Regions from separate parts of the Homo sapiens genome. Here region 1 is linked to region 2. A link is a contact called in ENCODE Hi-C data. All regions are on one chromosome and are shown on one strand. The core of a region is the stretch at or near the end of the contact, and the rest is flanking DNA. Distances in the headings are between cores, read along the strand shown. Region 1 overlaps LINC00877 (long intergenic non-protein coding RNA 877). Region 2 has its middle 37 kb from the start of RYBP.

The links. A loop is a pair of places that touch in the nucleus more often than their neighbours do. Pooled maps may share reads with other maps.
Region 1: a pooled map shows a loop between it and region 2 (2.8-fold over the local background). The contact joins two enhancer-like sites. A Hi-C loop is called at or near these places in 2 of 37 single-sample maps with no recorded cell type and 2 of 50 pooled maps.

What each region holds. Positions count from the first base shown.
Region 1 is chr3:72,077,241-72,081,192 of GRCh38, forward strand. All of the region lies in intron 2 of LINC00877 (long intergenic non-protein coding RNA 877), which reads right to left. Among named protein-coding and RNA genes, the nearest start is that of LINC00877, 21 kb to the right of the region's middle. RefSeq lists enhancers at 959-1,048, 1,119-1,248, 1,369-1,418. Within about 2 kb of position 1,256, at least 3 of the 41 ENCODE cell types and tissues checked have a DNase peak (open chromatin) inside an H3K27ac peak, as active enhancers do.
Region 2 is chr3:72,481,400-72,485,232 of GRCh38, forward strand. No RefSeq gene overlaps it. Among named protein-coding and RNA genes, the nearest start is that of RYBP, 37 kb to the left of the region's middle. RefSeq lists an enhancer at 1,110-1,610. Within about 2 kb of position 1,697, at least 16 of the 41 ENCODE cell types and tissues checked have a DNase peak (open chromatin) inside an H3K27ac peak, as active enhancers do.

The DNA of each region.
Region 1 (3,952 bases), core at 6-2,505, 400 kb before region 2:
AATCAACCTGAATCCAAAATCTCATCTAAGTCTTATCAGGTCAAAAGTTTCATTTCTCATCACATAAATCATCGAATATAGGCATGGGTGAAGCTCTGGGTATAGTCCAGTGTGTGGCACAATTTCTCTCTATCTGTGGACCTATGAAGCTAGCAAAGAAATTATCTGCTCCCAAAATACAAAATGAAACACACTCCACCAGGGTAACAGCACTCCCATTCAAAACGAGAGAAGAAGGAAAGAAAAAAAAGAGTCCCTGGTCCCAAATGTTTTCTAAATCCAACCAGAAAAACTCCATTAGGTTTCAAGGCATGGCTCTCAGCTCTGCCTTCAGAGCCTATAAGGTCTGCTCTCACAGTCATCTTTCCTTCTTCATAAAGGGTAATACTTGTTTGCAGCTGTAGTTTCACCCACCTGTTTCCTGTCTGTAGAATTTTGGTGATCTGACAACCTTCTTTCATTTTGTTCTCTCTGTCCCTTTCAGGTCAAGCTGGCAGTGTTTTGGGGCACATACCATTCTTAAAAGCCTTGTGAGTTTCCTGCATATGTCACATGGACTCACTCCATTTGACCATCAGGCCAAATCAAACCTATTGCCTCTTTTTGTAAATGAAGTTTTATTGCAACACAGACACACCTACCTGTTCATTTACATATTGTTGATGGCTATTTACATGATATAACAGAGTGAAGGGTTGCAACAGAGACAGTGTGGCTCAAAAGCTGAGACTATTTACTATCTAACCCTTTTCAGAAAATGTTTGCTGATGACTGGCCCAGAGCCAAAACCCAAATAAGTAGTAGCGTTTAAACAAATGACAGGCTTGGGTGGGTTGCAAAAGCGGGGCCGCTTGGAGGTAGTGAATATTTCAGATGTTGTGCGGGAGGTGTGAGGAGAAAAGTGAGAAGCGGTGAGGGACGAAGGAAGAGGAAGTGAGAGCCATGGACTTCAGAAGTAAACTTGAACTTCTTGGCAAGTTACCTTGGAAGCCTGGGGCCAGGGTCATTAAGCAGCAAGATTACCATGAAGGAAAAGAGTGAACCAAAAGAAAGTAAGGGGAGAAATTCAAACTGGGCTCAATTGTGACAGAAAAGAAAAATCACACCTAGAGCAGTACACTGAGTCCCTTAGTATGCAAGAACCACATTGCCTCCTCCTCATCCTCCCTCTGAAAAGAAGCCCGCTGTGCACACCTATGGGACAGCCTTTGCTTAATTCTATGTGCCAGCGGCAGCTTCCCAGTAAGCCTTCTCCCCTTTGCTTTTGCTCCGTGGAAATGAGAACACGCCAAGGGTGACGTTTGTGTGTGGGTTTTGGCGCTTTCACAAAAAGCTTCATTAGCCTTATTTAGAATATGATTGCTCCTTCAATCCCTGTGCATAAATGGATTTCAGGTGACCATGCCTGTCACAGGCCCCTGCTCGCCTGGTTACTGGCTTGAGGTATTCTTTGGTTTAAACAAAGCAGGACAAATAAAGAGCAAAGACCCACTCAGGGCCCTAGATGTTCATAGAAACTGATTTCCCCTTAAAAAAACAGCTCACTGTGGGAGTTGTAAATAGGAAGAAATGAACCATTTAAGAGAGTCTTTGAGACTACTGCCTGTTGGAATGGAACCAGTTTGGGGTTTGGGGTGGAGGTGGCATGTCAAATTTGTGGTTACTTCCTAAACACACACAAACTGTTTCAATATCTGATTTGAATATGCTACAACTGCCCCCTGCCAAAACCCTGCCCAGCAGTCTTTCTCCCCACAAACAGCTAAGCCAAGAACCCCAGGACAATTTGCTGTCTGTGCTGATAGACTATCTGGGGTTTCTAAAGCAGGCGATGTATTCTATTTCAGGAAATCAGACCAAATAAAAATCATTCCAATTAAAAAGTGCCACTGGGCAAGTAGAACAGCAAGTGCCCACCTCACACAAAACAGACCAACCACAAAGTGCAGGCTTTCATATATGTTGTTGATGGCAGAGTCACTGCCTTAGAGCCTCGAGTTTATTCAATGGGATAAAAGTTGCCTGGTAAATTGGGCTGAGAGGATTTTTTCCCAGAAGGCCATCACAAGGCATTTTGATGTACTTATCATTTACAAGAGCCTAGAGGAATCTAAAAGTGATTTTGATTTCAAATACTATAGAACCCAGTTATTATATAGCTTATTAATACTGAGCTTCAAATAACCATCAGATATATTCTGAGACACACACATATGCACACACATACACATACACACACATACACACACACACACCCTCTGTACAGGCTTGTAATATGAGGCCTGTGATGGTGATGTCTCATGTTATTTAGGGAGTCGGGTTCTAAATTTCTACAAAGATGAAAATTGTGTACAGTTAAAGGTGCATTTGGAAAATCCCTTCAAATGCCCACTAGCACAGTGAGGTGCTTGCACCGTGAGAGGTAGGAAGTAAATCTGATTACTTCAGCTCTCACATGCCCCTTGCAGGTGAGGATGGGCAGAACCAACACCATGTCAGCCCTCTTTTTCACTCTTCTTGCTGAGGGCATGGAGATGAATTCACTTTAGTTAACTGTATAGGTTATATAATTTCACCTTGATCAGCTCACCCCCAGGAGGGTTAGTCCTGTCTACAAATACAAAAGCCACTCGTGTCTTTTTTGTAGGAAAAATTCCTCACTACCTGGTAAGGAAGACCCTCCATTGTCTCAGCCACTAAAAACACTCCCAGTGTCTTCCATCCCTTTTTCTTCCCCTTTCTCTCCTAAAAAGACTGACTTTGGCTTTTGAAAATTGGTTAAACCTTCTCTCTCTCCCTCTTTTCTCTCTTTCTCATTAGCATTTCTAAGTGTAATGTTCAAAGCTTCCAATGGGGACAATGCCCTGAAATTTCAGACAGCTCCAAAGGACTCCTTCCCACGCTGATGTAGGCACTTGAGTTTTGAATTAGCAATTTCCCAGCACAACCTGAATTCTAGAAGTTAGGTTACAAGTGGATTGATGAACTTTATTATTCAGACCTTTTCAGTTAAAAGTGCCAGAAACCAACTCAAAGCTTAAGTAAAATGGGGAAGTTTTTTTGACTCATGCGAGTGAAAATTTGAATGTGGTATTAGCCTTGGGATGCTAGTGAATCGAATGACAAGGATCTCTTTTCCCTCCCCTTGCCTTCCTCTTTTCCACTGTCCCTTCCTCCCTCCCCATCTCTTCTTCCTTCCTTTCCCCCTTTCTCCCTCCCCTGCATAGACTTAGCTTCTCTTTTCTCTGTAGGTTGGGGCTGATTCCCTCTTACAAGAGGACTCCATTCATTTATGGGGTTGGGTGAACTGCATCCTTCACTCACATCATCACATCTTAGGGCCGTCCAAGGAAACAGTGATTTCTCTCTTCTGGTGCCCAAAGGTGTGTCAACAAAAAGAGTCAAACTCTGTAAAATATTTGAAGAGATTTATTCTAGCCAAACATGAGTGACCAATGGCCTGTGACACAACCCTCAGGAGATCCTGAGAACATGTGCCCAAGGTGGTTGAGCTACAACTTGGTTTTCTACATTTTAGGGAGACATAAGAAGATCAATCAATACATGTAAGATGTGTATTGGTTCGGTCTGGAATGGCAGGACAACTGGAAGCGGGGGCGCTCACAGGTCATAGGCAGATTCAGAGACTTTTTGATTGGCATTTGGTTGAAAGAGTTATTATCTAAAGACCTGGGATCAACAGAAGGAATGTCTGGGTTGTGATAAGGCATTGTAGACACCAAGGTTTATCATGTAGATGAAGCCTCAGGTGGCAGGCTGCAGACAGAATAGATTGTAAATGTTTCTTATCACACTTAAAACGTCTGTTCTATCAGTCTTAAGGTTGAGTTGATGTTAATGCTGGTCAGGTGAGCCTGAATTCCAAAAGGGGAGGACGGTTTGGTGAAGCATGTCTGACTCCCTCTTCCCATCATGGCCTGAACTAGTTTTT
Region 2 (3,833 bases), core at 447-2,946:
AATCCCAGCACTTTGGGAGGTCAAGGCAGGCAGATCTCTTGAGGCCAGGAGTTTGAGACCAGCCTGGCCAACATGGTGAAACACTGTCTCTACTGAAAATATAGCCAGGCATGGTGGTGTGTGCCTGTAACCCTGAGTAATCTTGGGAGTCTGAGGCACAAGAATCGCTTGAACCCAGGAGGCAGAGGTTGTAGTGAGCCGAGATCCTGCCACTGCCCTCCAGCCTGGGTGATAGAGCAAGATTCTGCCTTTAAAAAAAAAAAAAATGCTGCTAGCAATGCACTTCACTAATACTCATTTTACACTGCTAATACTTGTCACCCAGAAAACCTCCCTCCTGGAGAGCCCCAGGTTCTTCAGAACTCAGTAATCACTCTTTAACAAACAAAGAAAATGGTTTCAGCCCCACTGCAGCACTCTGACACATCTTCAAAAACTCCACAGATTTCCAGAAAGACATACCTTCTCCTGGTCAGTGGGGGTTACGCCCTCGGTCACCACTGTCATCTGGTCCTTAGCCATCATCCTCTGTTCCTGAAGCTGCCATTCTCTCTCCCCATCTCTGTTACCCCTGGACCACCTCACATCTGCCATGCCTCATAGCATCATGAACACAAAGCTGGTTCCCAAAAGTGTTTGTGGATAACGGAAGGGGTATTGCAGTCCTGCATATCTGGTCAATTACAGGAACACAGCATCCTGGTTCTTGGCTGGGTGCAGCGGCTCACATCTGTAATCCCAGCACTTTGGGAGGCAGGTGGATCACTTTAGGTTAGGAGTTTGAGACCAGCCTGGCCAACACGGTGAAACCCTGTCTCTACTAAAAATACAAAAAATTAGCCGGGTGTGGTGGTGCACACCTATAATCCCAGGCACTTGGGAGGCTAAGGCAGGAGGATCACTTGAACCTGGGAGGTGGAGGTTGCAGTGAGCCAGGATGGCACTGCTGCACTCCAGCCAGGGTGACAGAGCGAGGCTCTATCTCAAAATATTTTAAAAAGTAAAAAATAAATAAAAATAAAAAAAGCAATATAGCATCCTGGTTCTTGAGTTTTCTGGACTGTCCCTACACCGGGGGCTTCTCTTGCTCTAGAGATGTCCTTGCTAATCATTGCTCTCCTGAGCTGCCTCTGTTTTTCTCTGGACCCTCTCCTCTCAATCCCTTCCTGCTTCCCATCTCTGTGGCCTTGGCTTCTTCTTAACAAGCTTGCCACCCCCAACTTCAAATTCCTGTCAATTTGTTGTAAACAAGCTACCTCTGTTTGTGTCTTGCCTTTTCCCACCAGGGAGGTATAGACATGGTTAAAGACACGGCCTCTGGCACTGGAAGGCCTCCTTTTCACTCCCAGCTAGGCATTCTTCAAATCCTTCCTATCCCTATTTTACAGCTGACAAAACTGACTTCCGGGGGATTTGGTTTTGCTCAAGGACCCAGGGTCCTTCAGGGGTAGGTAGGAAAGATCTGGGACAACTCCCAGGCCTCTTCCAGGCAGAAGGAGAAGTAGGTTGGAGAATGCTAGTTGAGGGCACCTGCAAAAGCTAAATCAAGACTGCCTGAAGCTTAGGAGGAAGGAAATGTGTGTAGATTTAGTTCCTAGAGGGCTTATAAATAGGACCATTGCTCATTTGTCCTGAAAAGTCGCTGGGCAACCTTCCCGAGGTGAGGGGTGGGGGCGGGGCCACATGCCCTCCTGAGGTCATTTCTAGCTTGATGATTCACACGGCAAAATCCCAGCGTGGGTTCAGCGCCCCTCCCCGCACCCGCCCCGTGTACTTTCATTTTGCATTATGATTTTTCACTCAAGCTGATGCGAACCCAAATTGATGTCATTTCCCTCCCAATAAGCTCTTGACCAGAAAACATCTAATTCTCCATCTAGCTGGGATTTTTTTTTTTTCACTCAGTTTCTATAAAATCATGCTGCAGTTTGCCTCGATATTTTCTTCTCTTTTAAAGATAGCATTTGTCAAGGCTTATCTTCTGGTCGTAAAACTAATATATATGCTCACTGCAAAAGAATCTGGAACACAAGAGGCCTGAAAGAAGAAAATAAAAATTATATATAGCATCACACACGTAGACAAACAGGAAAGATCATAGTATGTTTTCTTTCTGTCTTCCCCTTGTATATATATCTTTAACATAATTAGATCAAATGCTTTTTTAAAAATCTATTTAAGAGTGAGAGGGAAGAATCATAGATTCTGGCTTCAGCAGAACATGTGTTTTAATAGGTTATATTTATTGAGGGCTGAAAATGTTCTAGGCACTTTACTCAGTGTGTATTGGTGGAATGTCAGCCATTTATGTTCATTGCTTTTCAAAATCCTCACAACAGCCCCTGAGAAAGATATTACTATCATGCCCATTTTACAGGTGAGGAAGCTGAGGCTCTGAGACGTCCCAAGAACAGCTGGTTCATAAAGCAGCTGGGATTAATTTTAATTAAAGTCATCTTGCTTCCACAGGCTGGGCTCTTAAACTTTTTATTTATTTATTTATTTATTTATTTATTTATTTATTTATTTACTTTTCATAGAGACAGGGTCTCACTGTGTTGCCCAGGCTGGTCTCGAACTCCTGGGCTCAAGCAATCCCCCCAACTTGGCCTCCGAAAGTGCTGAGACTACAAGTGTGAGCCACCACACCTGGCCAGCTATTAACCTTTATAGTATGTATAGAGTTTGTCACTTCATAGGGATAAGTGCTTCAATTGGGAATGCCATGAAGGCAACACTGGCCTGCTTCTCATGTAACTAAGAATTTTTTTTTTTTTTTTTGAGACAGGGTCTCACTCTGTCGCCCAGGCTGGAGTGCAGCGGTACAATCTCGGCTCACTGTAATCTCCACTTCCCAAGTTCAAGCGATTCTCATGCCTCAGCCTCCTGAGTAGCTGGGACTACAGGCACACACCATCACACCTGGCTAATTTTTGTATTTTTTGGTAGAAACGGGGTTGCACCATGTTGGCCAGGCTGGTCTCGAACTCCTGACCTCAAGTGATTCACCCACCTCAGCCTCCCAAAGTGCTGGGATTACAGGCACGAGCCACCTCACCGAGCCTGTAACTGGGAATATTTTAATCAAAGCACAACATACTCGTGGAACAAAGATCATGCTCCATTCTGACCTTCTGCAACCCTTTGCTTTAAAGAATATATAGGGAGAAAGGAAACTGGAGGAAAAGGTCATAAGCGTACTTGCCAGTGCTACTACAAGTTTGCCCATGCCTTCCTATAAGTGTTGCTATTTTAGTGCTTGATGGACATCTAAAGTGTCCCTGGGCATGGGGGAGCTGAGAGGTGCTGGGGCTCAGCACAGATGCTGTAAAGTGACTGCTCATTCTTTCTGTGGCCATTCATTGACTACCTACCGTGTGTCTCTCAGGCACAGTGCTCAGCATGTACTCCAAATGTAATCTGTATAAAACCAGCATGCCCATGGGGTCGGCTTCAAAGTGTTGAAGTGATATCATAATGTATTAGTCATTCTCATAAAGTATGCTCATAAAGACATACCTGAGACTGGGTAATTTATAAAGGAAAGAGGTTTAATTGACTCACAGTTCCACATGGCTGGGGAGGCCTCACAGTCATGGCGGAAGGTGGATGAGCAGCAAAGTCACGCCTTACATGGTGGCAAGCAAGAGGGCTTGTGTAGGGAAACTTCCCTTTATAAAACCATCAGATCAGGCTGGGTGCAGTGGCTCACGCCTGTAATCCCAGCACTTTGGGAGGCTGAAACGGGTGGATCATTTGAGGTCAGGAGTTCAAGACTGGCCTGGCCAACATGGTGAAACCCTGTCTCTACCAAAGATACAAAAAATAAGCCA